2 separate regions of the Homo sapiens genome follow, and region 2 is linked to region 1. A link is a loop called in an ENCODE intact Hi-C map of the cell type or tissue named here. Cell type or tissue: mammary epithelial cell. All regions are shown on one strand. Links, peaks and the distances in the headings refer to the core of each region. The heading gives the core; the rest is flanking DNA.

Evidence for each region. Peaks named below come from ENCODE experiments on the same cell type or tissue, not always from the same donor. Only the 100,000 strongest peaks of a DNase experiment are listed, where the experiment ranks them.
Region 2: it touches region 1 in a loop (2.6-fold over the local background); 2 of 110 quality-filtered maps call a loop at or near these places.

Annotation. Positions count from the first base shown.
Region 1 is chr11:77,614,428-77,627,083 of GRCh38, forward strand. CLNS1A (chloride nucleotide-sensitive channel 1A) reads right to left here. Exons shown (of 7, transcript NM_001293.3): 3 at 11,290-11,391; 4 at 10,536-10,643; 5 at 8,073-8,246; 6 at 5,179-5,268; 7 at 103-2,268. The coding sequence ends at 5,201. Among named protein-coding and RNA genes, the nearest start is that of CLNS1A, 17 kb to the right of the region's middle. In mammary epithelial cell, for the core only: a CTCF peak has its summit at 5,374 (motif pointing left); no DNase peak of the experiment used is centred there.
Region 2 is chr11:77,368,626-77,381,281 of GRCh38, forward strand. It overlaps PAK1 (p21 (RAC1) activated kinase 1), which reads right to left. Exons shown (of 15, transcript NM_002576.5): 3 at 11,269-11,369; 4 at 10,616-10,763; 5 at 5,703-5,740. Among named protein-coding and RNA genes, the nearest start is that of GDPD4, 73 kb to the left of the region's middle. In mammary epithelial cell, for the core only: no CTCF peak of the experiment used is centred there; a DNase peak (open chromatin) is centred at 6,306; H3K27ac peaks cover 1,444 bases.

The DNA of each region.
Region 1 (12,656 bases), core at 1,488-9,487:
CCTCTGCCTCCTGGGTTCAAGTGATTCTTGTGCCTCAGCCTCCTGAGTAGCTGGGATTACAGGTGCCCACCACCATGGCTGGCTAATTTTTGTATTTTCAGTAGAGATGGGTTTTCACCGTATTGGCCAGGCTGGTCTCAAACTCCTGACCTCAAGTGATCTGCCCACCTGAGCCTCCCAAAGTGCTGGGATTACAGGTGTGAGCCACCACGTCCGGCTGGGACCATATCTTAATGAATACATTTTTTAAATGAAGAACCTAGAACAGAGAACCATTAACCCTAGCTTTTAGGAACATTTAGATGACTTACATTTTGGAGGGGAAATGTCTATGTACCTTTAAAGTGTCTCTACATCAGGAACACACAAAGAAAACAATTCCAGCAACCCTAAAATTAGGCTCAAATGAAATCAATAAATATTGTCTGGCTGATCATTATAAATTTTATCTTTTAAAAGCCTGACCTGCTCTTTTTTCTCAGCTTCTATTTTCTCAATGCTACGGTTCTAACTATCTAGTGAATGTTACAGCTCAATCTTTGAAAGTCACTTAGTCTAATGAGGAAATAAGCCCAGAGAGGTGCCCACATGCTTTGGTCTCCTGCCTTTTTGCATATTGCATTGACCACAGCAACACCAACAAGAAACCAAGTACACTCTGAATCTTCTCGACATTTTGCTATCAGAGCAATTTATGTTCATGGAAAGTCACAATTATAAATTTGTTCCTTTTAAAAGGAACTCAAATGGAATTTCTAATATTAGCCTGTGAGAATGTCCTGACTGATTACTGAAGAATGGACAAACTTCTAGGATAGAATTATGGGTGTTGCTCAGATGGGTAGCAGAGAAACTGGGGAAGCTCTTGTACTGGCCATTGAAATGTTAACACTGAAACCCTGCAGCAGTGGGGAGAGTGTGCATGCTTTCTGCTGCTGGTAGGTGGTAAGGCTGTATGATGTTTTAAAGCACAGGCTCAAAAATCACAATTCACTATCTACATGACCTTAAGCAAGTTATTTTACCTCTCTCTATAACTCAGTTTCCTCAACTATAAAGTGGGATAAAAGCGTATCTCATAAGATAATTAAGAATATTATAATACATAATAAAGAACTCAGGACAGTGGCTAGTACAGAGGTCTCAGTAAATTTTAGTTTCCATTTCAAGTGGCTGTTTTACTTGCCTATTGTTAACAGACTCAGAAATTCTGAGAGTCTGGTTAGAAAAAGGAAAATTCGTTTTTTTTCAGTCTACCTTGCAAGATAAGGGAAACCAAGTGACAGTGCTGAAATGAACACTGGGCTGAGTGGTACCAAACATCAGTTTAGTCACTAATTAGCCATGTGATCCTGTTAAGAAGGTTAGCTTGTATAACCTTATTTTTAAGGACACATAATGATTTCAAAAGTCCAAGTATAAATCAGTAATTACAAATCAGCCTTATAATACCCAGGTATCTATGAAAACTAAAAATTGAGAGTTGATAAATATAAGAAATTACTGCTGATCTAAAAGGAAGTGGCAGAAATCCCCTGAAATGTGTTAAATCTTTGCCTTACTAAATACTTGCCAGAAGCTATAACTATATTTTCTTATTAATTTCATGTTCATCTTCTCAACAAGTAAACAAAAATAAAGCCAACAAAATTCTCATATTTGCCAGCATTATTTTTTAAAAAACATTTCTCATTAATGGTTTTAGTCAAGAATGAGAGCAAAGTAATATAGAAAACCTAGGTTTATTTGTTAAGCTATTACAAAAACAAAACAATTACCATTTGAAGTACTTTGAGGACTTCATCCCAGACTCACTTGTTCTGTTACAGAAACTAACCTAAAAGGCTGGAAATTAAAGGATACAACCTAAGAGGTTATAACAGCAGACTGGTAAAACATGGCGAAAGGAGCTCTCTCTTTCCCCCGCAGTCTACCAAGCTCCTGTGCATTTTCACCACATAGATCTGCTAGCTTACAAATGATGCACACAGTCAAGGTAGGAATTATAGGCCTACTCAGAGGGTACCCAGACACAGAAAGTTTTAGGGTAAATAGTAAACTACAAATACCCTCTTGGTTAAGTTAATTCATCAAGTTAATAAAGGTCATATTATCTATCTTCTGCTGGTGACAACTTGTTGTCTCAGTATAGTCTGTCTCAAGAAAGAACTGGTTCAGGTTGGGTTTTGGAAAAGGAAAAAGACTTTCATTAACTTCACTCCAGAGTGGAAGAGGCACCAAGTTCTCTCCTACACTTAGGAGCAGAATCTGAAAAACAAAAGGTTTACAGTGTTTACAGTAGTGATAATAATAATAGCTACTACTTATTGAATGCCTAGTCACGAGTGCCAGAGGACTTAGGTACATTTTATCTTAGCCTCTGCAACAACCCTGCAAGGTAGGTATTATCCTCCCCATTTTACAGATGGGGGAAGTGAGGATTAAATAAGTTATATGCCTTGTCCAAAGGTGTACACAAGTATGTGGCAGAGTTGTGATTCCACGATTAACGTGCCGTCTCCACCCCACCTCATGCACTGAGAAGTCCTAGTTCCATTATCCTGAAATTATTAACAGTTGCATAAACTACTCTTAATTATTTATTCCTTATTCATTCTTTTAAAGCATGTACAATTTTAAATGATTAAAAATTTACACAGCCAGGTGTGGTGGCTCACACCTGTAATCCCAGCACTTTGGGAGGCCAAGGCAGGCGGATAACCTGAGGTCAGAAGTTCAAGACCAGCCTTACCAAACATGGAGAAACACTGTCTCTACTAAAATTACAAAATTAGCCAGGCGTGGTGGCACATGCCTGTAATCCCAGCTACTCGGGAGGATGAGGCAGGAGAATCACTTGAACCCGGGGGGGCGGAGGATTCGGTGAGCCGATTGCACCATTGCACTCCAGCCTGGGCAACAAGAGCGAAACTCCATCTCAAAAAAAAAAAAAAAAAAAAAAAAATTAGCCGGGTGTGGTGGTGGGCACCTGTAATCCCAGCTATTCAGGAGGCTGAGGCAGGAGAATTGCTTGAACCCGGGAGGCAGAGGTTGCAATGAACCAAGTTGCGCCACTGCACACCAGCCTAGGCAACAGAGCGAGACTCCCGTGTCAAAAAAAAAAAAATGTACAGACATTGTTCGGAATTCAGATCAATTATCCAGATGAAGAATATGTATAAACATTATACATAATGTTTATACATTATAAACAGGGTGCAGTGGCTCATGCCTGTAATCCCAGCACTTTGAGAGGCCGAGGCAGGCGGATCACGAGGTCAAAAGATCAAGACCATCCTGGCCAACATGGTGAAACCCTCTCTCTACTAAAAATACAAAAATTAGCCAGGCGTGGTGGCGCGCGTCTGTAGTTCCAGCTACTTGGGAGACTGAAGCAGGAGAATCGCTTGAACCCAGGAGACAGAGGTTGCAGTGAGCCAAGATCACACCACTGCACTCCAGCTTGGGCGACAGAGCGAGATTCCATCTCAAAAAGAAAAAAAAAAAAGAAAAGAAAAAAAACCGTTATGAATAAAATAATTCTCTGCCTCTGAGCTCTAGGATAAAATTAACAGAAAACAAAGCTCATTAAAAAGTTTGTGGCTATTTCACCATTAAAAAGAATCCTAAGAATTCTTGCCAAGGACTGCAGTAACATCCCATTTGTTTAACTGTTAGTGACATACCAAATGAGTTTCTCATGATTCTGATTAATAATAGAGTGGCTGATGTTCTCTGTATAGTCTATTCTTCAAAAGAAATATGTGAAAGCCCAAAGACCCAAAAATCTGTTTTCTAATTGCAATAAAACAGTTACTAAAACAAGTATCACTGAACTGAAAAAATTAATATGCTATAATGTGATGAGAAATAAGGAAAGAATACTGAAGTTGATATCAAAGGATTTCCCATGAAGTAGAACAGTGAAGTTACTGACAATTGGAACTGTGAGAGCTAAAAATCAAAGTTAACAGAGCTCCAGTGATGTGAACACATGATTTTAACAGAGAAGACATTGCTAATTTTAAACTGTATGGCTACCACTGACAAAAGTAAATGTGGAAATTAAAATTAAGTATTTAAGGGAAAATATAAATCATAGAACTCTAAGAGGTTATTTTCTGATAGTTCCACTGGCAGGATGTGAGAAGAAAGCACAGGTCCAGTATCACAATTCATGGTCAGTATAAGAAGCAATGTTATACAGTTTTCACAATAGCAGTAACTTGGAAGCTAACTGGAACTTTAAAAGGCTGGTTTCTGAAATGAAATAGAACAGGGGTAAAGGAATTAAAACTTGTAACTGGAGAAAAGCCAATGATTACAGAACTAGGTTCAGAACTAAAATCTGTATCAGAAGAAAAGAGAAGGAATTCTGAAATATTTATCATTGCAGGGAATAACAAAGGATCTTATAACTTAACTGGATGACTGACAGTGGTAGCAGAGTCAAGTCAAAACATATAAATCTTACCATGCTATTACTATATGCTTTAGTAAAATAAAAGGAGGCTAGCGAGAGCATCTCAAAGACTGGAGGATAGCCAGTATTCAAGAAAACAATGCTATAAGGTAGGAGGAAGTTGTAGTGGGGAGACAGGGACAACAATTTAACAACAGCTTATAAAGGACTACTACAATTACTGGTTCTAGCTCTGTATGATATGAACATGACCTTCAGTTATTATCTAACATATAGTTGAAATACTTAGGCTGGCAAAGGACAATATATTTCTCAGAATAATGGAGTAGCAAATAAATTGTCAGGAACAATCTGAGGTTTAAAAGAAGAAAAATTTTTTTAAAGAAGGAAAAAGAAATAGGCCAGATACAGTGGCTCACAGCTGTAATCCCAGTACTTTCGGATGCCGAGGAGGGAGAATCATTTGAGGCCAGGAGTTAGAGACCAGCCTGGGCAACATGTGAGACCTTGTCTCTACGTAAAATTTTAAAATAAGCTGGGTGTGGTAAGCATGTGCCTATAGTCCCAGCTATTTGGGAGGGTGAGGCAGGTGGATTGCTTGAGTTCAAGGCTGTAGTGAGCTAGGATCATGCCACTGCACTCTAGCCTGGGTGACAGAGTAAGACCCTGTCTCAAGAAAGAATTTTAAAAAGTAGAAAGTAATCATTTCATATGATTTTCATGATCAGCGACAAGGGAGAAAATGAACTACTCACCTTAAACTTGCATAAATCATTTTCAGTGATCAACATCTGCATCCTCAAACTGTCCAGCAACTGTTGGTGTGGTATCCACCTCCATCCCATCTAAACAAAAAAATTAATTACTGAGCAATCCCTATGAACACTTCAGACAGGTAGATTCAACTTATAACTTCTACCAGAAGGAAGCTAGTGCCCTCTGCTGGTAAGAATTGCTTTTTCCTCTTTTTGGAAAAGTCTGAAGGGACAAACTGAGAAAGAAAATGCTACCTGGGGATTTAGGCCACATCAAAATCAGTCTGCGACACTAACTGTGTAAATTCTCACCCTCAATACTAAAATAACTCTATGTAGGAACTTTCAAATGCAGTATCAATTGTTCACCCTTTACAGATCTAAGTATTTACTGTTAGGCTTTTTAAGGTATACAGCCCTATCCTCACAAAGTGAAAAGACAAAAATCAGTACAGCAAGCTTTTTGCTTATTTCCCTGTTTTTGTCATCTCATTAAATAAAAGGTGGGGAGGGAACAAGAGAAAAAAAACAAGAGCCCTGATATGGTTTGGCTGTGTCCCTACCCAAATTTCATCTTGAATTCCCACGTGTTGTGGGAGGGATCTGGTGGGAGGTAACTGAATTATGGGGGCAGGTCTTTCCCGTGCTGTTCTCATAATAATGAGTAAGTTTCACTAGATCTGATGGTTATATAAGGGGGAGTTTTCCTGCAAAAGCTCTTTTTGCTTGCTGCCTTCCATGTAAGATGTGATTTGCTCCTCGTCTTCCACCACGATTGTGAGGTTTCCCCAGCCATATGGAACTGTAAGTCCAATGAAACCTCTTTCTTTTGCTAATTGCCCAGTCTTGAGTATGTCTTTATCAGCAGTGTGAAAACAGACTAATACAAGCCCCACGGAAAGAGTTGTCTTGGCCAGGCACAGTGGCTCACGCCTGTAATCCCAGCACTTTGGGAGGCCAAGGTGGGTGGATCACCTGAGGTCAGGAGTTTGAGACCAGCCTGGCCAACATGGCAAAACCCCATGGCGAAATCTCTAACAAAAATACAAAAAAATTACCCGGGCATGGTGGCAGGCGCTTATAATCCCAGCTACTCGGGAGGCTGAGGCAGGAGAATGGCTTGAACCAGGAAGGTGGAGGCCAAGGCAGGCAGATCACCTGAGGTCAGGAGTTAGAGACCAGCCTGGCCAACATGGTGAAACCCCGCCTCTACTAAAAATACAAAAATTAGCCAGGCATGGTGGCACATGCCTGTAATCCCAACTACTCAGGAGGCTGAGGCAGAAGAATCTCTTAAACCCAGGAGGTGGAGGTTGAAGTAAGCCAAGATCATGCCACTGCACTCCAGCCTGGGCAACAGAGTGAGACTCCGTCTTAAATAAATAAATAAATAAATAAGACAGAATCATGGCCGGGTGCAGTGGCTCACGCCTGTAATCCCAATACTTTGGGAGGCTGAGGCGGGCGGATCACCTGAGGTCAGGAGTTCGAGACCAGCCTGGCCAACATGGTGAAACCCCGTCTCTACAAAAATACAAAAATTAGCTGGGCACGATAGTAGTGGGTAATCCCTGCTACTCAGGAGGCTGAGGTGGGAGAATCACTTGAACCTGGGAGGCAGAGGTTGCAGTAAGCCGAGGTCACGTTATTGTACTCCGGCCTGGACGACAGAGCAAGACTCTGTCTCAAACACACACACACACACACACACACACACACACAATCAGTGTATATACACACACAAAAGGACACAAGACTGAAAGGATATGCAACAGAAAATTAATAGTAAATGCATCTCAGAATTATATTTATTTTTTTCTACCTCTTCTTTGCCTGTGCATACTTTAAGCCAACATGGTGGAACCTTGTCTCTACTAAAAATACAAAAATTAGCTGGGAGCGGTGGCAGGCGCCAGTACCCCAGCTATTCAGGAGGCTGAGGCAGGAGAATCGCTTGAACCCAGGAGGCGGAGGTTGTAGTGAGCCAAGATCGTGCCATTGCACTCCAGCCTCGGCAACAAGAGCGAAACTCCATCTTAAGAAAAAAAGAAGGGTGTGATAGTTAAATTTATGCATCAACTTGGCTAGGCAATGGTGTCCAGATAGTTGGTCAAACATTATTCTAGATGTTTCTGTGGAGGTTATTTTTTAGATGAGATTAGCCTTGTAAACTGGTGAAAATTGGGTGAAGGAGATTACCCTGCATAGTGTGGTGGGTCTCATTTAATCAGCTGGAGGCCTCAATAGGAAAAAGACTCACCTCCCCTGAGCAAGAAGAAATTCTGCCAGCAGAACTTCTGAGGCAGCAGAATGCAACATAAACTCTTCTCTGGGTCTCCAGTCTGCCGGCTTACCATGCAGATTTTGGACTTGCCAGCCTTCAGTCACGTGGGCCAATTTCTTAAAATCTCTCTCTTGCTTTGGTGGGTGTGTGTATACCTGAAGAGATGCCTGAATTGACAGCCCTCAGAGATAACCTATCGTGGACTTCTAGCCTCCAAAACTATGAGACAATAAAATTCTATTGTTTGAGCCACCCAGCCTGTATGACACTTTGTTATAATAGCCCTAGCAAACTAATACACAGATGCAACAGTAAATTAATAGTGGATATCTCTCAGTTAGAATTACACTTGTTTCTTTTTCACTTCTACTTTCTTGCGCACATTAAAAAAATTTTTTTGACTATGAACAAAGACTTTTTTGGTAATGAGGAAAAAAAATCACTAAAAACAAATGACATAAGCATTCCTATACTATGTAATTCTGTATCTGCTTCCTATACTATAGAGAGTCAATTCTTTCTCTTAGTTATTAAAAGAACTTCTATTGACTATCCATAACTTATTGCCCAAGTGCTCATCTGACTGTTCACACTGCAAAAGGACACTCACCTTCATAATCTCTTATTGAATCTTCTGTCCTGACCCCAGCCATATTATACTGGCTGCTCACAGACTGAGAAAGCATTCCTTCTAATCTCTCCAGTGTGGCTTGGCCTTCTGCTGTTAGATGGGATAATCCTTCTTCATAGGTGTAAAATGTAGGGATGTCCCCCTGTCCTTGTTCTAAACAAACAGAAAACTTTAAAGTTTAAATACAACAATTAGAAAAAACAAAATGGAATCAATAATATATCTGCCGCCAGCCTGGCCAACATGGTGAAACCCTATCTCTACTAAAAATACAAAAATTAGCCAGGCGTGGTGGCACGCGCCTGTTGTCCCAGCTACTCAGGAGGCTGAGGCAGGAGAATCGCTTGAACCACAGAGGTGGAGGTTGCAGTGAACCGAGATCACGCCATTGTACTCCAGCCTGGGCAACCGAGCAAGACCTTGTCTTGGAAAAAAAAAAAAAAAAAAGAATCTGCTGAAGATAATATACTGTCCAAATAGGCTTCCAGGAAGATACTTTTGAACATTTATTTATACACACATATAGGCTACTGCTGAAGACAGAAATACAAAGAAGATGTACCTACTCTCTAGGGTTATTAAAAGAGATAACAAGCCAGTAAACAGCAATTCCCAAAGAATCCCAAGTCCAGGGACTAGAAAAAAAAAGTGTGTTCCTAAGGTCAGAGAGTCCTACATTATCCTGAGGTGGGAATTTTACAAGTGAGCACAAATTAATTTGGTATTAATTTGTAAAATGAAGATGTTTTCTGATTAAAAAACATGCTCCTTTCTTAAAAAAAATCAGGGCCAGGTGCAGTGGCTGACGTTTGTAATCCCAGCACTTTGAGAGGCCGAGCTGGGAGGACTGCTTGAGCCCAGGAGTTCAAGATCAGCCTGGACAACATAGTAAGACTTCATCTCTCCAAAAAAATGTTTTTTTTAATTAGCCGGGCACGTGGTGTGCACCTGTAGTCTCAGCTAATCGGGAGACTGGGGTGGGACAGCTTTGGTCCAGTAGTTCAAGGCTGCAGTGGGTGGAGAATGGTACCACTGTATTCCAGCCTGGGCAACAGAGTTAGACCCTGTTTAAAAAAAAAAAAAAAATTAGAAATTCTGGAACATACAAAAAGGATGAAAAATTTTAAATCACTCAAAAATCTCAGAAAGATAAGGATATATTTGGATATATTTAGGTATGTGATGGCGGATCCCAGAAATGTGTTTATCTCAGGCCAGGAAGTGGGTACATATGAAGGAAAGGGCTTTGGATACCCAGATTGGTGTACATAAGACCAGTAGGGAAAAGAAAAGAGAACAGCAGGTACTTCAAGCTATAAAGACTCTTATCACGCTAGTGACTGCATTCTGGTCTGGGGGAGGCAATCGGAAAGGGCTCTTAAATAAATGAAGTATGGTTCTGAGAAAAAGAAATGACCTTGGCAGTGAGCTGTTTGAAGGAACATGTTAAATAAAGATGCAGGCCAGGCCCGGTGGCTCATGCCTGTAACCCAGCATTCTGGGAGGCCAAGGCCAGAGGATTGCTTGGGCCCAGGAGTTGGAGACCAGCTTGGGCAATATGGCAAAGCCCAGTCTTTATAAAAAATACACAAAAATTAGCCAGGCATGGTGGCGCAAGCCTGTAGTCCCAGGTACTCAAGAGGCTGAGCTGGGAGAATCATTTGAGTCCAGCAGGCAGAGGTTGCAGTGAGCAGAAATCACACCACTGCACACCAGCCTGGGCATCAGAGTGAGACCCTGTTGCAAAATAATAATAGTAATAATAAAACAATATAAATGATCCAGGTTCTCAAGGTGTAGAGAGAGAAGCTTGTTCTCTGGGGGCAGCTGCCTCAGCTTAAAAGACTTTCCTGACCATCCACTTCCCTATCTACCATTTTCTTTCCTCCCATATGCTCTACTTACCCATTCTTCCCCATAACAATCTCTATTTCTTACACTCAAAAATTTGTCTGTTGCAAAGGGCTTTGGCATAAAGTGTTCTACCGTGTCATTCTATTTTAATAATAATCTTACCAGCCAGGCACAGTGGCTCACACCTGTAATCCCAGCACTTTGGGAGGCCGAGGCAGGCGGATCACCTGAGGTCGGGAGTTCAAGACCAGCCTGACCAACATGGAGAAACCCCATCTCTACTAAAAATACAAAATTAGCCTGGCGTGGTGGCGCATGCCTGTAATCCCAGCTACTTGGAAGGCTGAGGCAGGAGAATCGCTTGAACCTAGGAGGCAGAGGTTGCAGTGAGCCGAGACCACGCCATTGCACTCCAGCCTGGGCAACAAAAGCGAAAACTCCATCTCAAAAATAATAATAATAATTTTACCATACTGCATACTTTACAGTCATATAAAGAACTATAATCCTCTACCCTTAATACAAATAAATGCTTAAAATGAAACACTAAACAAACAAAAAACCCACTTTAAAATCCATTTCACTAACCATGTGCTTCCACATCATATTCTTCTCCATCGTAGTCATCTGAATCCTCATCCTCAGGATCTGGATGCAAGGCCTGGCATTCGCACATTGCAGTGAACATTGCCTCCACTGAACAAGGAAATTAAACTGTAACCAATCTTTTTTTGTAATAAAAGTAACCATCAGTGCAAATAAATTTAATGGGTACACAAAACGCCACAGTATTTACAAAATCTGCCAAATTGTAAGATCAATCTTGAAAGCGGTTGAAGCAAAAGACAAGTCATAAAATAATAAGAGTTCATTATGAGAGATCATTGCAATCTCTTCATGGCTCGTGGGATTTTCCAAGAAAAAAGGGTCAGAGTCCTGGTAAGACTGCTGGCATCAGGGTGAAGGGTGAAGACTGCTCTCAGCTGATAGGGCTCTTTCCAGCCATCCTGAGATCTTCCACTTTAAAACTGCCATAACTCCTCTGCCATCCAGCAGGTGAGATTAAGTCAACAGCACCAATCAGTAAAACTAACCAGAGTCCACTCACAAAATATACCCAGATGACAGAGTGTCTACAATATTCTCACTACATTCACAACCTTTGATATTAATAGGTATTTGGTCCTTAATGATATTACCAATGCTAAAATAAAGAAAAAGCAATAGAATGGAGGTAATGGTGGTAAAGGTGAGAGGTGTGTGTGTGTGTGTATGTGTGTGTGTGTCAATTGGGAATGCTTGGTATGTAAAAGGGGAAGAATCAATACTGTAGAACACTCACACGCTGATTTATCACTAGGCACAAATCTAAATTCAGTAATAGGTTCAACATCATCATCACTGTCTTCCTCTTCTTCATCAGCAACAGGTTCTTTTGATTCTTCTAGAAAATAAAATACCCTTTTAATGTCATTATTTGACTTTAAAAAAATGAAGCATATTGAAAATCTGAATATTGCAATTCAATTTTAATTTCCAATTATGGTTGACAAATTTATTTCCAATTATGGTTGAAAAATTCTGATTATACAGTGAGCATCCTAGAAAAGCCTTGCCTCGATCTCCTGACCTCGAGATCCACGCACCTTGGCCTCCCAAAGTGCTCCCTCCGCGCCTCACCGGGAATGAATTTTTAAGGTTATTTTTAAGGTAATCTAATCTCATCAACAATGAGCTAAGGGTCAACTTTTTTTTCTGAGACTGGGACTTGTTTTGTTGCCCAGACTGGACACCCTTGCCCTCTCAGGCCCAAGCGATCCTCCCACCTCAGCCTACTAAGCAGCTGGGACTACAGGCACTTGCCACCACACCCTGCTAATTTTTGTTTTTTTGAGATGGGGTCTTACGATGTTGCCCAGGCTGGTCTGAAACTCCTGGGCTCAAGTGATCCTCCTGTCTTGGCCATTCAAAATGCTGGGATTGTGGCTGGGCACGGTGGCTCACGCCTGTAATCCCAGCACTTTGGGAGGCCGAGGTGGGCGGATCACGAGGTCAGGAGTTTGAGTCCAGCCTGGCCAATATGGTGAAACCCCGTCTCTACTAAAAATACAAAAATTAGCAAGGCGTGGTGGCAGGCGCCTATAATCCCAGCTACTCAGGAGGTTGAGGCAGGAGAATCATTTGAACCTGGGAGGTGGAGGTTGCAGTGAGCCAAGATCACAGCATCGCACTCCAGCCTAGGTGACAGGGTGAGACTCCATCACAAAAAAAAAAAATGCTGGGGTTACAGATGTGAGCCACTATGCCCGGTCCTGATGGTCATTTTTTTTTTTTTGAGACGGAGTCTTGCTCTGTCGCCCAGGCTGGACTGCAGTGGTGCCATCTCGGCTCACTGCAAGCTCTGCCTCTTGGGTTCACCCCATTCTCCTGCCTCAGCCTCCTGAGTAGCTGGGACTACAGGCGCCCGCCACCACACCTGGCTAATTTTTTTGTATTTTTTTTAGTAAAGACGGGGTTTCACCGTGTTAGCCAGAATGGTCTTGATCTCCTGACCTCGTGATCCGCCCGCCTCAGCCTCCCAAAGTGCTGGGATTACAGGTGTGAGCCACCGCGCCCAGCCCTGATGGTCATTTTTAAAGAGACTTACAGAGGTATGCCAAAGAGAAAAAAAAAAAACTTAGAGCTTAGAGAATCAGAATGCAAGGAACA
Region 2 (12,656 bases), core at 3,043-11,042, 240 kb before region 1:
TTTTTAATCAAATACCTGGATAATAATATTTTTTATTTATTTTTTTTTTGAGATACAGTCCCACTCTGCGGCCCAGGCTGGAGTGCAGTGGCATGATCTCGGCTCACTGCAACGTCTGCCTCCCTGGTTCAAGTGATTCTTTTGCCTCGGCCTCCTGAGTAGCTGGGATTACAGGCACACAACACCAAGCCCAGCTAATTTTTTTGTATTACAGGCGTGAGCCACCGCGCCTGGCCGGTAAAAATACTTTTAAGTGAGTATTCTTAATCACCATTAACCCCAGAGGTAATTGATGTTACTATTTGGTATTTAGCCTTTCAGAAGTGATCTGTGGGTGGTAAACCTTGATCTTCACATGTCCAAACATACCTTTATATTGACACCTTATAGTTAAATGTTAGTTTGATTAGGTACAAAATTCTTGGTTCTAAACAATTTGCCTCATCCCTCTGAAGATACTGCTGTTTTTTCCACTATTTCTAATGAGATGTCTGATGCTAATGTTCCTTTGGACATGAACTATATTCTCTTTGGAGGCTTTTAAGATTTTTCTCTTTATTCTTGGATCTCTTTTCAATTATCTGACTTGGTCATTAACAGGCCCTTCATCTGAAGACTCATGCCTTTCTTCAGCTGGGAATTTTTTCTTCTATTTTTTCTTTATTTTTTTACTCTACTGCCTCTGTTCTCTGCTTATGCTTGAATCCCCCTGACCAACCCTCTATTGTCATTTATTCTCAAATTTTCTATCTTTTATATTTTATATTATTAATTCCCTATTCACTTATATGCATTTGTTGTTTAAACCTTATACATTTCTTTTTTTTTTTTTTTTTTTTTGAGATGGAGTCTCGCTTCGTCACCCAGGTTGGAGGGCAGTGGCATAATCTCAGCTCACTGCAACCTCTGCCTCCCAGGTTCAAGTGATTATCCTGCCTCAGCCTCCCAAGTAGCTGGGATTACAGGCATATACCCCCACACCTAGCTAATTTTTATATTTTTAGTAGAGATGGGGTTTCACCATGTTGGCCAGGCTGGTCTCGAACTCCTGACCTCAGGTGATCCACCCGCCTCAGCCTCCCAAAGTGCTGGGATTACAGGTGTGAGCACCGCACCCAGCCATAAATTTATGTCTTATGTTTTTAATACTAAGAACATTCTTTCCTCCTCTGATTGCTCTAATAGCAGGGTGTTTTTGTAGATGAAACATCTACAGATCCTCTCTGAAAATACTAGATTTTTTTAAAAGTTATTTCCTGACTTATCTACTTCCTCTGGGGCTAATTTTCCTTCCTTATCTTGGTTCCTCTCTTTAATGTTGTGTTTCTCTCAAATGTCTGCAGATCCTTAGCTATTCATTCATATTTATAAGTGAAGGATAGATTAGTGTATGTAATTAGCATTAGTTTTTCTGAAACTTATGTAAGTCTGTTTTTCCACTGTCCTACTCTGAATGGGAGGTCTGATACGATCTGTTTGTGAGTTATAGATAGATGGTTATTGGCAAGTGTTACTTTAGGGTATGTAGGCATGGAAAAGTAGAGATTCCCCTCCTCCCAGGTATCAAAAGTATGAGAAATTTACTCTTGGGATGGAAAACTTTAATGTATTTTCCTTCACTGCAGAGCTACTTCTCCTGTTTCCTTTTCTTTATATCTGCGGTAGAATTTTGCAGTTAACTCAGGTTCCTCTGTTTCTCTCTGAGGCCCCTATACCCACAGCAAGAGCTTTCCTCAAGTAGGCAGTTTACTTTCTTCAGAAAATTAGCTGATTTTAGCTTAGAATCAAATGCACCTGCTGCCTTTTGTTCACTGTAAGGAGGAGGCTGCCCCTACTGTTTCAAAGGTAGAATTAAATTAATTTACCCTTGAAGATGACCCATGACTCTTTCCTGCTTCTTGTATATATTCTTTCAGCCCATTTTCTCTGGAGCTACTTTCATTTTCCTAGGCATCTTCTCTTACACATACTTTAAGCTGTGGCTTCTTCTGCTCTGATCAATCTGACCTTTTCTGCTTTCTATCTTCCATGAATTCCTCACAACAGTTGATTTATGTCATGCTTTTGTTTCAGAGCATTGCTTTTAATTTGGTTTTTAAGAAATCTTTTCTGAAATTAAGAAATTTGAGATAGCAAGAGAGATGGGCACATGAATTCAGTTTACTATCTTGATCCAATTTCCAAAGAAATCTAAGATGTTAGTTTAGACATCACATATCCAACTACATCAATCTTCTACTTAAAATAGTCCCTCAGCTCCAGCACAAAGTCCAAGCTCTCTGGCCTAACATACTGGATCCTTAACCCAACTTTTGTTCATGCTGTCCATCAGACAGGAAAGCACTGCCTTTTTCTCTGCCTGGTATCATTACCTGATGCTTACTTAACACTATATTATAAATCCTTGTTTACATGTTCTGATTCATCACAAAAATTGTGAGACCAAGAGCAGAGATCTTACTAGTCCTTGACTTCTCAGCACCCAAAGAACTTATCATGTGGTAACTATTCATTTTATAAATGAGAATCAGGCATTAAAATGCCATGGAATCTTAGAGTCAGATCTCAGACCAGTGAACCACAGATAACAGAATTTAGAGCTAAAAGGGACTTTAAGATTATGTTTGTTAAACGAACAAAGCTTTAAGGCCCAAGAACTCTGCAAACTTCCTTGTACTTCAGAGCAGAATAAATCACTCCATCAAATATAACCCTATTGTACATTATTCATGCCTCTCTTGCAGCCCTTATCTCCCCAGTCTGTCATTAATTTTTTTTCTCAAGGATTAAGACAGTGCACGTTCATTTTTGTGTCACTTGTATTTTGGCATAAAGAAGATACTAAGTCAATATTTAGGGTATGAGTGAATACATGAATGCTCAGGAGAGCAGAATTTTGTGCTGGTTTCTACTACTAACTCATTCAAACGTAGGGAGTGAGTCACTTAATCTTTCTGAGTCTTAATTTCTTAGGCAGCAATTATATTTGATTATTTCACAAGTGGAATCATCTGTTTGAAACCAACATGGAAAATAATGACATGCTACCATAATACAAAACATATCCTCCATGTAAAACTAGTAAGGATATATAGAGCACTGAGCTAGTGCTGGACAAATGTTCTGAACTAGGGGAGAACAATGTCCTTGACAGCCTTAGTGGTTTTAATTGTAGATACTAAACCAGTACAAGTTTTTACCAAGCAGGTGTTATCCTCCCTGCCATATGGCATGAACCCCAGGGCTCTTCCTCCTCAATAACAAACAACATAGCTACAGCTTTACTGCAGTCTCCTTTATAAGACCTCAATGACATCTTTTTTTGTTCCTTGCCACAGTGAAAAGAACCCTAAACTGAGATTCACAAGACTCAGTTGTAATGTGGTTCTAATTATAAGTCTTCAGGAAACTCTGTTTTTCTGCCTATGAAATGGAGATGACAATACTTTGTACATAAGTAATTGTGAGGCTAATCATGCTTACATAAAGTTTTTAACACCGTGCATCGCAGGCACTCAATATTGATAGCTATCACTCTTCCTACAAAAGCATAAAGACATTTGAGCCACAAAGCACAATTCGGCTTAAAGCCTCTTCTTTAATAATTTACTATTCAAAGATCCTATATTTGCAAATTCTTTCCCATCTTTTAATCACATCTCTTCTATTTGATGAAAGGCAGCACAAATCAGGGGAAAGCAGTATAGGCTGGGAATCAGATGCCTATTGCCATTAACTCTTTTCCATTTCAGTTTTATCATCTACAAGGATAATAACTTACCTCAGTAAGCTCCTGTGAGGATTCAGAGAGTCAGTAAGAAAGGATCCAACAGGTTGCAAGGCACTGAACGTGTGAATATTGTTTTTTATAATCAATATGTGTAAAAATGACTCCGAATAAACCAGTCCCCACTGGTGGAAGCATGGTTCAAAGTATTTTGATGGTGACTCGGTATTGTGTTAGAACTTAACCACTCTTCTGCTTAAGTTCTTTAAGCGTCTCATCACCTTTAAGATAAGTCAAACTCCTACATGATCTGTCCTGCTTACCAATCCTCCTCATCACCCACCTCTACTTCCTTCACTATTCACATTCTAGTCATAACCACTTCGCAGTTCCCTGTGCAAGTATGCCTCATGAACTTCCTTGCCCACATACATGCTATTCTCTTTCTGTGTGGAATACCCGCATTTCCCCTTAATCCCTGCTCTAGATAACTAACTCATTCAGCTCAGACTTTACCATCAGGAAGCTTTCTCTGACACATCCAACCTTTCATTCAGTAAATGTTTACCAAATGCCAAGACTTGCCAGATGCCAAGGATATAACAATTAACAAGTCAGAGACAGCCCCTGGCTTCATGAAGGTTAGCATGCTGCACTATAATTGTCTGTCTGTGCCTTCAAGCACAAACAGGAATCATGAAGAACTGGCTGCTTGAGGTCTTCAACCTCAAGACTGGGAGGTTCTTAGGTACTGGGACATGTCTGACCATCTCTGTAATGTCACTTATTCACACCGGACTTGGCATAGGATAAACTAGGGCTTTTGCAAATGTTTAGTAAATCAATATGGCATAACCACCTATGTACAAGAGACAACATCAGATGTAAAAAATAAATAGCAACCAGGTGTGGTGGCTCACACCTGTAATCCTAACACTTTGGGAGGTCGAGGCAGGAGGATCACTTGAAGCCAGGAGTTTGAGAACACATAATGAGAACCACATCTCTACCAAAACTTTTAAAAAATTGTCTGTCTGACAATTTGACATCACACTCAATAAGCTGAGTGTGATGGCTTATACCTGTAGTCCCAGCTATTCAGAGGGCTGGGGCAGGAGCATCATTTGAGCCCAGGAGTTTGAGTTTACACTGAGCTATGATCACACCATTGCACTCCCGCCTGGGCAACAGAGCAAAACCTCGTCTCTTTAAAAAAAAAAAAAAAAAAAAGCAGTATTCTCTTATATGCATCACATTTTACTATTTATAGGACCCTTTCAAATACATCAACATCACATTTTATCCCTGTAAGTGCCCTGGGAAATAGAATTTGTAAGTTAAGAGAGACAGAGAGATCATCTAGTTTACTCTCCAGCCAATTCTTCATGATTTCTATAACATCCATTTGAGTGTCAAAGCATTCATTACAACTTCAGAGGACAGAATGAATGACTTTAAATGAATAAAATCTGCTCCCTTCAACAATTAGTACTAATCTTGGTTTTGCAGACTCCATAGACCAAAGAGGAAATTTTCTTCTAAGTGTAGGTATCTGAAGACATGTCCAGGTGAGGGCACAGTGTATCATCCTCATTTTATTGATGAAGAAATTGAAGCTCAAAGAGGCAAACTGACTTTCCCAAGGTTCAAAGCTACAAATTAAAACTGAGTCTAAAGCCATACCTTCTGGTTCCAAAATTAGAATTTCTAGAACATTTTACGACTATTATGAATCCATAAAAATTAAAAATAAAAAAATTATCACAAAGAAAGAATTTCTAGGACATTAAAGCTGAAAGGGATACCCCCTATTTATTATATCTAATTTCTTTATTGGATAGATAGGAATTCTGAGGCCAAGGGTGCAGGAGTGACTAATATGAGTGCCTCCCAGCTCAGGCTCTGCCTCTACCACACTGTCTTGATCCTTACCTCCACATCTGCCCACATCAAAATAGAGTAAATAAAGACTTACCAAGGCATTAGAAGAATTGTAATCCTCAGCTGACTTATCTGCACAGGAAGAAAAACAAGGGACTTAGTCAATAACAGTTACAGTTAAATTTTTCTGGACAGCAAAAGAAGTCTATCTGGTCAAGCACGTGCCAGATTCAGAGAATAGTAATAGTATGACTGGTACTACAGGCTAGATATCATGCTAAATGCATTATACATATCACCTTCTTTAATCCTCATTATGGCTCTGAGTACTATTATTATATCTACTTTTATTGATTTGGAAACAAGTTCAGAGATGTTAAGTACAGTTGGGTGTGGCTTAGCAATGGGGTATGTTCTGTGAAATGTGTCATCAGGTAATTTGGTCATTATGTGAACATCATAGAGTGTACTTACACAAACCTAGACGGTATAGCCTGCTACATACCTGGGCTATATTGTATAGCCTATTGCTTTCTAGGCTACAAACCTGTACAGCACGTTACTGCAGGCAACTGTAACACAACGGTAAGTATTTGTATATCTAAACATAGAAAAGGTACAATAAAAAATATGGTTTACAAGGTAAATAAAAGGATACACCTATATGAGCACTTACCATAAATAGAGCCTGCAGGACTGGAAGTTGCTCTGGGTGAGTCAGTGAGTGAGTGATGAGTAAATGTGAAGGCCTAAGTAGGACATTACCAGTGTACACTTAGGCTATGCTAAATTTATTTTAAACTTCAGGAATCACTAGGTGATAAGAATTTTTCAACTCCCTTATAATATTAATTATCAGACCACCATTGTATATGCGGTCTGTTGTTGTGGCACATGACTGTTATTTGCCCAGGGTACACACAGGTTAAAGAGAGGAATTAGATTTGAATTCTGGTCTCATTCTAAATACTACGCTAGAACTGTATCCACATCATCAGCTATATCACTGTCAGGCTTAAATGGCCAAGAAAATCTGCATTCTAAAAGAAAAGGAAAGAATCCATAGCACCATCCTGAGTCATCCATGCCAAAACATGGCCAGTCTCCAGTTTCAGCTTTCATAAAGGATCCTTCTATATCCATATCTACTGCCCACAAGGACAAAAGGACTAAGGTTGAGGAAAAGAGAGGTATTGATCCTGTCAAGTCTAATTAAAGGTAGGGTCTTGTTTTCCAAGAATAGAATCAAGCTCCCTCAATGAAGCAATTACCATGTTTCACTGATTCTGAGATGTACATTTTTTCACATTAACGTCTCTGAAACAGAGGTGTGTCCTACTTTCTAAAGCATGTTATGGTTTAATTGGCAGCTTTATTTTCTTTGATTGGTATGCAAATAATTGTACATCTTACAATCAGTGGTATCTTAGACTTCATAAAATTTGAAAGAGAGACCCAATGGAGATCTTAGGAAGAAAGTAAGTTTAAAGACCAGGTAATGTCTTCAGTTTTGTTCTTTAATTCCCCTGGGTCCAAGAAAAACTGACTGCCAATTCACCACTAATAGAATTAAGGAGGGGAAATATTCTACCAAATCCAATATATTCCTCACCAAGAACCAAGCCCAGAGAATGTACAATTCCAATTCCATCATGTAAAAAAGTGCTAGATACAGCTTCTTTGACACTACAGCAAATCATGAACCCACAAAGCAGGAAATAAGGCAAGCTCTGACAACTTGTTCTTATAACAAATCCAGAATAGCTAGCAGTATTCTGGAGAAATAAATTCAGGATATACTTTAAACATAATTCGTTTGTTTTTTCTTGTCCAAAAGACTATAGACTATCAACTTTGGCAGAGTACAACACTATGCCTTCACTGCACTACCCCCAACTTTACGTACTGCTAGTATTTTTGAAGATTGGGTATTTTGGTAATAGGCATACTTGTTATGTCATATAAAAATAAGTAAACACTCCCTTTAAAGGTGATGAACTTCTATATATCAAAATCAAATTCCAAAGCACAGAATGATGGAACAGAAAGTGCTTCCAGCACTTTCATTTTACAGATGAGCAAAATGAGGTGCAGAAAAGGAAAAAGATTGGTTCAAGGTCACGTAAGTCAGTGGCAAAATAGGGCTAAGACCCAGTTGAGTTGTCAATCTAGTCTACTTTTTCCCTATTACATTAGCTACTAACAGGTATAAAAAATTAAGTGTTGCCAGGCACATGGCTCACGCCTGTAATCCCAGCACTTTGGGAGGCCAAGGTGGGTGGATCATGAGGTCAATAGGTCAAGACCAGCCTGGCCAATATGGTGAAACCCCATCTCTACTACAAATACAAAAATTAGCCAGGCATAGTGGCATGCACCTGTAGTCCCAGCTACCTGGGAGGCTGAGGCAGAAGAATTGCATGAACCCAGGAGGCAGATGTTGCAGTGAGCCGAGATCGCGCTGCTGCACTCCAGCCTGGGTGACAGAGTGAGACTCCATCTCAAAAAAAAAAAAAAAAAAATTAAGTGTTGAAAAAATAGAAATACTTGACAAAAAAATTAGCATGGAAGATTGTGCTTCGGTTATAGGCAGCAAAGGAGTTAAAGGCCCAACTTAAAATACATTTCCATCATGTATCAGCTGAGTCACTTGGGGTATGTCATTTAACTTCTCTGAGCCTAATTAATTTCTTTGAGTATATAAAATGAGCATAATAGTCCTTGCCCTGCCAATCTAAGGCCATCATAAGAATCACATGAGGGAGCCAGGCTCAGTGGCTCACACCAGTAATCCCAGAACTGTGGGAAGCCAAGGTGAGCAGGTCACTTGAGGTCAGGAGTTCCAGACCAGCCTGGCCAACATGGTGAACTGTCTCTATTAAAACACAAAAATTAGCTGGGGGTGGTGGTGCATGCCTGCAGTCCCAGTTACTCAGGAGGCTGAGGCAGGAGAATCACCTGAGCCCAGGAGGCACAGGCTGCAGTGAGCCAAGATCACACCACAGGACTCCAGCAAAAGAATCACATGAGGTAATTCACATGTGAGCATATACAAATGAGGTAGTATTATCATAACTAATAGTATAAGAGGATGGTAAATAGGGAAAGGAGAGATATGACACTTAAAAAAACCTATACCAAATATGCAATTTTGCCTAGAGTTGGCCCTAGTCTTCAACTTATAGAAAATTAAAATTCTTGCATACATATATATACATGTGCACAAATTTATACATACAAAAGTAGATGTACACACGTATCTGTACATATACACTCAATATTATTCATATGTGCATGCATGAATGAACATACACATAATTACCTGAATGTTTATATTTATACATATGTTCGTTCATGAATACCTGAGTGGACTTTATCTTTGTTCATGAATACTTAAGTAGGCTTTAATTCCAAATATATGCAAACCCACAGGGCTATGTCTCTGTTTACATACACATTTACATGCCACTAGCACATATTTACATACATACATGCAGGAAAGATCCTTGCAAAGACTTGGCCACTGAGGTTTTCAAAGACAGCCTCTAACCTGATGTTTCCATGACAAGTTCCTTAAACACAAACTCTAATTTCCTGACTAGAAAACTTTCCCACTCAGTAGCCCTCCAGCCCAATTCCTCCTTGAAATGACTCAGTCCCTCAATGGAGTAAGTGAGACAGACTCAGCGGGGCCAGACGAGAGGAAGGAAATACTGCTGGGCACATGCATGGCCCTCTCCTGGGCACCACCATAGCAGCATGAGTGAAGCTGCAGCCTGTCATCTCCACCATCTGTGCCCTTGAAACAAGCCAGATACTGGCTGGGGAAAGCATCCTTCAAAATTCACTAGTTCATCCTGGTTCTCACCTTCCCAACAATACTGCCATTTGAAGGAGGCAACATGAGTAAAGAGCCTAGAAATTAAAAGATTAGCCCACTATTAATTTAGCATATTAGAAAGGCCTTCTTTGGTTCTCACACCTGCAAAACAATGGAAAGCTGGTCCGCTGTGGAAGGAGAGCCTCCAAATAACATTATTAGGGGCAAGTAGTAAATTCAAAAGGTGATGTTACAGGAATTAGGAGACCTGGGTTCTAATCCCAATTCTGCTATTAAAAACACTCTGAAAAATATAGTCCCTTCTACCGAGGGTACATCTAAAGAAACTTATTCTTTATTGGCCTGTTTTTCATTTAACTAATAAAAATTAGTTCCCTGAGGAAGACATACATTAATGTTATTAAATAACTAATAATAATATTAACAATAATGATGACAATGATAGCTACATTTCTATGGTGATGTTTTACAACTTATAAAGAACTCTCACATCAATCAGCTCACTTATTTCTCACTATAACCTCTTTTTTTTGAGACAGGGTCTCACTCTGTTGCCCAGGCTGGAGTGTAGTGGTGTGATCCTTGCTCACTGCAACTCCACCTCCCAGGCTCAAGTGATCCCTTCTCCTCAGCTTCCCAAGTAGCTGGGACCACAGGGATGCACCACCACACCCGGCTAATTTTTGTATTTTTTGTAGAGACAGGGTTTTGCCACGTTGCCCAGACTGGTCTCGAACTCCTGACCTCAAGCGATCCTCTTGCCTTGGCCTCCCAAAGTGTTGGGATTACAGGCGTGAGGCACTGCGCCCAACCATTTCTCACTACAGCCTCTTGAGATAGGAATTCCCATTTTGAGATGCAAAGAAATGAAGTGACTGGTAGAACCTAGTAAAGGTCAGAATCTAGACCTTCTAGCATAAAACCTGTGTTCTCTCTATATAATACCATGCTATTTTTAAAAAAACGTGTGCAGTGACAGAGTGAAGACTCAAGTTTGATGCAAAGTCCATCATCTTGGCTGTCAAATTCCAAAATTCCACGTTAAAGTGCCACTTCCACTCTTTCCACTACTTTCTTCTCTCATCCCAGACTAATAGGCATGTGAGCTTTCCCACCCAGATTAAAACCATCTCTTGCTGAGACTGCCCTGGACGCAGTTCTCATACCTGTAAAGCTCATGTATTTCTGGCTGTTGGATGTCTTCTTCGAGTTGTAAAACTCCAACACATCCAGAACAGCCTGCGGGTTTTTCTTCTGCTCCGACTTAGTGATATTTGATGTCTGAAGCAAGCGGGCCCACTGCTCTGGCATTCCCTGTAAGAGAGACATGCAAGACTAACAGGAAGGCACAGTCACAGGGGAGCCTGAAAGAACATCAGAGCTAACTTTGACACTTGCTAGCAGCAAAAGATGCATTTATTAGTCATTCCTTTCTCTCTATACTCTCAGAGTTTACACAAGCCTCTTTTATAATATCTTTCTCATTGAATTAGTCATTTCTTAAGATGTCTGCTCCTTCACCAGGCTATACCTCCAGGATGGTAGGATAGGATGTTGTTCCTGCATGATCAGTGCCCCACACAGAGCCTGCTACCAAGCCTACCATTTAACAGAGGTTTATTATTTAAGGAACGGAGATGGAAAGGCTTCTCTGGATACAATTTTGGCGATGAAAGTGTCCCACTCATGAACGTGAGAAAATTGTAATCAGGGTCTCAGGCAAAGATAGAAGCATCAGGAAGATGAGAAAGGGTTGAATCTAACAGTGCACAGCCAGAACTCTAAAAGACTAAAGACCTTTCTGTGACCCAGGACTTACCGTAAACTCCCCTGTGACAGCATCAAAACCGACATGAATTGTGTGTTCAAAATCTGAAGGGAGAGAAATCTCTGGCCGCTCTTTCTCTTTCTTTTTATTTGCTGCAAGAGAAACAGGCAAAAGGAAATAAAAAACAGGAACATTATTGTTTTTAGGCTTATTTTAGCTCTTTATTGAGCTGTAGTCTCCTTGAGAGGGCAAAGTCTATCTATTAATATTTCACATATGTAGAAGAGCTCAGTTACGGATCTGGATTGGAGCAGATACTCAATGCATGTTTAAAGACTTAATTTCTTGTTGAACTAAAGTACGGGAGGTGGCCGGGCACGGTGGTTCATGCCTGTAATCCCAGCACTTTGGGAGGCCAAGGCAGGCAGATTGCTTGAGTCCAGGAGTTCAAGACCAGCCTAGGCAACATGGCAAAACCCTGTCTCTGCAAAAATACAAAAATTAGCTAGACATGGTGGTGCATGCCTGTAATGCCAGCTACTTGTGAAGCTGAGGCAAGAGGATCATTTGAGCCCAGGATGTAGAGGTTGCAGTGAGCTGAGATCACGCCACTGCATTCCAGCCTGGGTGACAGAGTGAGGCCCTGTCTCAAAAAAACAAAAAACAATAAAATAAAGGGAGAGGCAAAAAGATCGTCTGTCAGAGTTAACAGTTCTGGTTTTACCAGTAACTAGCCAGTTGATATAGAGTAAGTCATCTTTTTTGTGAAGCCCTCCTTGATCTCTAGGCTGGGTGGTTCTTTACCCTCTCTGTTCCCACAGCACCCAATATATGTAATAGTAATTGACTATTATAAGTGTTTATCTTCCATACCAGACTGAATTCTAAGTGCAGAGGCCATGTCAAATTAATCACAGCTTCCCAGAGGCTAGCACACACCTGGACAAAGTAGGTGCTCAGACAGTAAGTGAAGAAAGGAAAAAATGACCAGACATTTAACTCAACTGGGCAAGGAGTTTAAAGAATCTGCCTAAGACACAAAAATTCTCTCCAGGGCAGGAATAAATGTTCATTTCAGCAGCTCTGGCCTGACTTTCACAACACTTGTTACCCAGCACCTGTGAACCTTATTTTAAAACCCTGCTGTCTGGGAGCTCAACACACTAACCAAAAGAAATTCTGAAGTTCTAACACCTCCACAGACCCAGCAAAACCCTGATAAAAGGTAGCAAAATGAGAAGGAAAAAACAAAAAGGTCTAGAGTTCAAGCCAGTTTCACCTCTACCTCACCACAGAGTGTGTGTGTGTGTGTGTGTGTGTGTGTGTGTGTGTGTAGAGAGAGAGAGAGAAAGAGAGACCAGGATCTCTGCTTTCTCATCTAAACAAGGGAGAGGATGAGCTAGATGATCTTAAGGGTCCCTCAAGCACCTACATTCTGT